Regions from separate parts of the Homo sapiens genome. Here region 2 is linked to region 1. A link is a contact called in ENCODE Hi-C or POLR2A ChIA-PET data. All regions are on one chromosome and are shown on one strand. The core of a region is the stretch at or near the end of the contact, and the rest is flanking DNA. Distances in the headings are between cores, read along the strand shown.

Region 1 (2,700 bases), core at 108-2,607:
AAGAAATCAATAACATATTAAAAATATCAAAAATATCAATAAAAATACCAATAACATTGATATAAAAAGTAGAATTGAGGATTAAATGAGATACACATATATAAAGGAGAGATAGGTGAAGACTGAATCCTGAAATTGTTCAATGTGGAAAATATTGATTTGATTTTTGGAACTGGATTCTGAAGTCTAAGGTAGGAGGTAGAATCACTTTTTTTGGGTTGAAGATGCTTTTGTTCTGTCAAGGACTACTTGCCTGGTTGCTTATAGTTATGCAGATAATAGAGCAAATGACACCCATTTTTCTGGAGAAAGACAGTGCCAATGTTTTGTGTAGTACCTGCCATTTGAAACTGTAACTGTGATAAGTTAGACAGCACTCTGCTCTCCAAAGAGTCATGGGAACTTCCTGGAAAAGAGACATTCAGACTCTACGTCTTCTCTAGGGTCAGTCTGAGGAAAAGAAAATGCTTTGCTAATCCTTTGGACAGCCGTGAGACTGGGGACATAGATGAGAGGAGGAGGCAGACAGGCCTCCCTGGAAAGGAGTGGCAGCCTCACCCTCACTTCACAGCTGGCAGTACCCACTGCACTCTGGGCCCTTCCCCTCAGCCACTGCAGAGGCAGCTTTGGTTCCAGTCCAAAACCGGGGCTAGAGAAGATTTAGGATTTGTGGAGCCAGTGGACCCTTGATAATACCAGGCCAAATCAGAGAGTCGGTACCTCTTGAGAGAGGGTCTGTGGCTGGGCCAGGGGAGTTCCTGAGCCAAGAGACACCAAGGCCAACTTTGGAAGTCATCTACATCACCTGTCAAAGCCAGTAATTATGCTGAAGTCCCCTGACTCACATTACACACTCTGAAAGAAAGAGAGTCACTAGCTGGCTCTCCATCAAGTCCTCAGGAAGTCTATATGTAAAATAGAGATTTGGTACCAGCATTATGCCTCTTCATAAAGTATGAACTTAAATTTTTCATGCGTTAGAGAATTGGGGTTAATGCTTAAAAAGAAAGCTTCTCATAAAATAAAACTAATGAAATATGGCTCTGAACGGATTTCAGAGACACGTCTTCCAGACTGCCTGGGGTCCCCTGGAAGGAAAAGGTTTGCTCTGATTATCAGCAAACTCTGAAAAACTGTGACTACACTGCTCGAAACTCATCATTTTCTTTCTTTTTCTTTGACCCAGAAACTCCTTCTTTCCCCTTGGACTCTTAAAACATCTATTAGTGACTATATTGTGATGGTGGCTTTGTAATCTCGCAATTCTGGCTCTTACATGGGGCAAGAAAAAAAAAATTGTTGGCAAGCTCATCGGGTTCTGGAAAGGCTGTGCCTTTCCCAGCTGGCCAGGGGAGCCGGAAGCCTGGGAAGGCTGTCCACAGGCTTTCTGGCAATGGTATAGGAAGAAAAAAGGAGAAGGAGGCTTAATTCCTAGCTGGCTGGACCTTGGAAGGTGGCCTCTTTTCCCTTTGGCTCATGAAGCTGAATAGAAGGCCAAGAATTCTAGCTGAGTTCCTGTCAGCTTGTCGCCTTGCTTTTGGACTCATGGAGTGAACTGAGTTGAGAAGAAGCTGAGGGCTGCCTGAGGCAGGCTTACCACTGAGCCATGAGGAAGACAGACCCTCCCTGTCACAATTGGAGTCAGAATATCTTAGCCAGAGGCCTCTCTCCTTTCAATTTAGAGAAGTAGATTGAAGAGTAAATGGCCTAATTAATTGTAGAATGTTTGCTCAATATTTGTTTTTTTTCTATTATACCATGAAATTACCATAAACAAAAACTACACTTTTATTTCTAGGCAATGAAAACCTTATTGCACAAAGGGTATGTGGCATTAAGTCTTAAACTTACAAGTATATCTTTCACAGCAAATGTCACATGACTTTAAAAATCATCTTAAAATATGATTCTTCTCAAAGCGTCTTGTGTGACTTCAATGAAATACTCATATGTGCAGCATCCCTCTAGTAGGTACTGACTTATTAAAGCCATTTAACACCTACGCAAGTTGCTACATGCAAAGAGGCACTAAGTCTTCGTTATATTTGTTTCTTCAGTGCTTAATATTGAGGCAAAAACAGTGATGCTCAGCAAATGGTCCCTTTGTCATTTTCCCTGTATTCCTTGGCCCTTTTGCAATCAGACAGGACACTGTGACCAACTCTAGACAATGACGTGTGATTGGAGGTAATACGAATGTCACTTGCAGACTAAGAGAATGAAAGCTCTCATGCAATGCTTCATGATTCTATGGTACGATGTTGCGGCACGATTTCATGGCCATCTAGCAGGCATATATTCTGGATGATATAGCTACAGGGTGATAGAGTCTCCTTCAACTTGGATCCTTGAGTGACTGTGTGGAGCAGAGTCCCTGCTGACATTTCATTGGCTATAAAATATGAGCAAGAAATAAGCCTTTGTGACATTAAGTCACTGATATTTAGGTGTCAGTTTGTGGCTTGCATAATAGAGCCTGACCTGACAAGTGCCAAGCAATTAGTGTACATTCAGTTAATTTTTGCTGAAAAAAGAAAGCGCTCTCATTTACCTAAATAAAAGCCTAAATCATAATCATACCAATAGCAATATATTCGAGCCCTGTTTGTGTGCCAGGCATTGTGCTAAGTCATTTACATTTATAATTTTATTGATGTTGCATAACAACTCTATAAAGTATCATCCCCATTTTTCAATGAG
Region 2 (2,700 bases), core at 168-2,667, 210 kb after region 1:
TAGATATTCAAGGAGGTGGAAAACGTAGCAAAATCAAGATCATGAAAGGCCCCCTTAAGCCATATTAAACGATTAGATCTTATTATAAAAGCAACGGAAGCCCACTGAGCAGTTCAAGCGGGAAAGTAACATGATCAAATATGAGCTCTAGAAGTATCAATCTGGAAGCATGTGGAGAATAAGCATGTTCAGAAGGGATCCCGGCAACAGAGGCTGACAGCCAGCAGCAGAGAGAAAAGTAGCAGAGAGAGATTTGTGGAGTAGAAGCAACCAGATGTGGTAAGTTTTTGGATTTGAGATGTGAAGGATGGGGAAGACATCGATGATACTTATATTGAGATTTCTGACCATCATTATAGGATGGTACTGTTTAGGGAGATGAAAATATTGGAGGAACAGCAGTTTAAAAAGAGAAAATAAGGGCTAAAATTTAGGACATGTAGAATTTTGATAGCTCATGTTCCTGTGCGCTATCCAACTACAGATGACCAAGATACAGTTGAACATAAGAACCTGGAGCTCACAAATGAGGTCCAAACTAACTTAATGAGGTACATATTTGAGAATCAACATATATGTAGTAACTAAAACCATGGGAATAAATGAGACAAGAGAATTAGATATAAAATATTAGAAATGAGTTTGAATTTACACTAAGTTCATAGAGTCCACAGTGTGACAGTGTGATGATAGTATGTGTTAACCCAGAATGTATTTGGCTCTAAAATAAGATAGGGATAGTTGTATTCTCCTTGAAGCTGATCAGGTCATGCTGAGCATCATACTGACTATTGGGTGCCATACTAGAAGCAGCTTCAGAAGGGAGTCCTGGTGATGAGAAGGCTGAAAACCGAGATAAAACCTAAAAAATATTGAATAAAGCATGAATGTTCAATCTAAATACAAGAAAATTCTTCAAATATTAAAAGGACAATCATAATAGAAGCTGGAATAAAATTATTATGTCTTCATTCATTCAACAATTATTATTGAAGGCATTGTCATGGGAGTATTTAAGCATAGGCTGGGGAAGAGCTGTTAAGGGTTTTATAGAGTATGAAAAGATCAGATAAATGAGTAGGTTAACAAACCTTTAAGGTATTTTCCAACCTTGAGACTCTGATTCGCATTGACTAGAGATGGGAGGGACATTGATGAGGCAACATAATTTCAGCAGACTACTTGGAAGAGGACTTATTTTCAAGTTTTGAGTCTACCGTTTCATAATGTAACCTGGCAACTTCACCAAACTGTACTTCAGTTTCTTCACTGAAAGATGAGGGATTGACGAAATCTTTGGTAAGGTCCCTAATGAGAGTTTCTACACACATTACCAATATATCTCAGTTATGTAAATTTTTCACAAGCATATTTTGGTTGGATGAAAGGACTGTTTAAAAAATGAGGGCTTTCAGGGAGGCAAAGGAAATGACTCATGGGCCATCGTGCAAGTTGGCAAAGACAGTGTAAACCAATTTTGAATCATGGATAAACAATTTTGAATCATTACAAATATAATGGATTTAATATTCCTCAAAGATCCACCCAGGAAAAGGAGGGTCTGGGAGGCAGTGGCAGAAATATGGATCATACAGTAATGCCCTTCCCATACCTGGAAACAGATATGAGCTTAGACTTTACATGGCATAATTTATCAGTAATATCTGTTCACATTCACCATGCTCAACAATACACTCATATTCAGATTCTTAAAATATATCCTTCTTGTTTCAGTCACCCCTTTGAATTTCATTTTTATATGGATAACTGGAATATCTCTAGGTTTGATAACCTGTTCAGAAAATGCTGAAATCCTAGAAGATGCTATAAGAAGGCAGTCTTGGACAGCATGTAACTGAATTCAGTAGTAAAAGCTGATTGGCTCTTTCATAAATAAACACATATAAAATTACACCAATGAGATGGCAATATCCAGATAACTTTGTCATGCTTAGCCAATTGGCTATATCTTAGAATAGGAATCCTGGGCTTATAAATCAGCTTCTAGCTCAGTGAGATGATAGGAAAAAAGAAAATAAGCAGACCTCTGCATTGCTTTCTTCAGGTCTTGCCTTGGACACTGGGTAAAATGAGGAAGGGCCTCTACTTCCTTCAGAGCCTTTAACAAAGAGCCCCAGACAACCTAAAGGCTCTAACAAGGAGAGAGACTGGTCTTTAGGAATCCTAATTTTCTCTGGCCCTGCCACCACCTTCAGATGCCCTGCCAACACACTGAGAGATGAGGACTTCCTGTTTCAGAGCAAAGTTCTTACTCCATTCCCTCCCCTTCTTCTGGGCATGTCTCTCCGCAGAGGACTGACTTCCATGACAGTCTGATGAAATGAGCTTGCCGGGGCACACAGCTTTTTGGTATGCATAAATGTGCTCATCATCATCTCTTTCCTATTCACAGCTCCTCAGGGGTTTCCTGGACAGCAAGAGATTTGCTACGGGTGGGGAAAGCAGGGATTTAGAGCAAAATGTTTCCTGGGCAGGCCAGTTCTGCTGTTAAAAACCCCCTCCATGGCCATCCGCCTCCCTTTCTCTATGCAGGGGAGTGTTTCTGTCACAGGGACAGAGGCTCTGGCTGCTCCAGCAATTACACCTTGCGCTGCCCATCTGCAGACATGGTGTTTAGCCCATTGATGAAGTTATAGGCAGTAGGAAACAAGTTGCATCTACTGAAAAAGTCAAAAGCCT

The links. Hi-C counts contacts between places; a loop is a spot of excess contacts on that map. ChIA-PET counts read pairs that join two places held with the same protein, here RNA polymerase II (POLR2A). Pooled maps may share reads with other maps.
Region 2: a loop to region 1 is called in a map of heart left ventricle, with 4 times the contacts of the local background. The contact joins two enhancer-like sites. A Hi-C loop is called at or near these places in 2 of 168 maps with a recorded cell type or tissue (A673 and heart left ventricle) and 1 of 50 pooled maps. POLR2A ChIA-PET finds 5 or more read pairs at or near these places in 1 of 52 experiments (activated CD4-positive, alpha-beta T cell).

What each region holds. Positions count from the first base shown.
Region 1 is chr15:47,472,639-47,475,338 of GRCh38, forward strand. It overlaps a transcript of SEMA6D not described here. Among named protein-coding and RNA genes, the nearest start is that of SEMA6D, 240 kb to the right of the region's middle. Within about 2 kb of position 1,358, at least 7 of the 41 ENCODE cell types and tissues checked have a DNase peak (open chromatin) inside an H3K27ac peak, as active enhancers do.
Region 2 is chr15:47,687,499-47,690,198 of GRCh38, forward strand. It overlaps a transcript of SEMA6D not described here. Among named protein-coding and RNA genes, the nearest start is that of SEMA6D, 29 kb to the right of the region's middle. Within about 2 kb of position 1,418, at least 2 of the 41 ENCODE cell types and tissues checked have a DNase peak (open chromatin) inside an H3K27ac peak, as active enhancers do.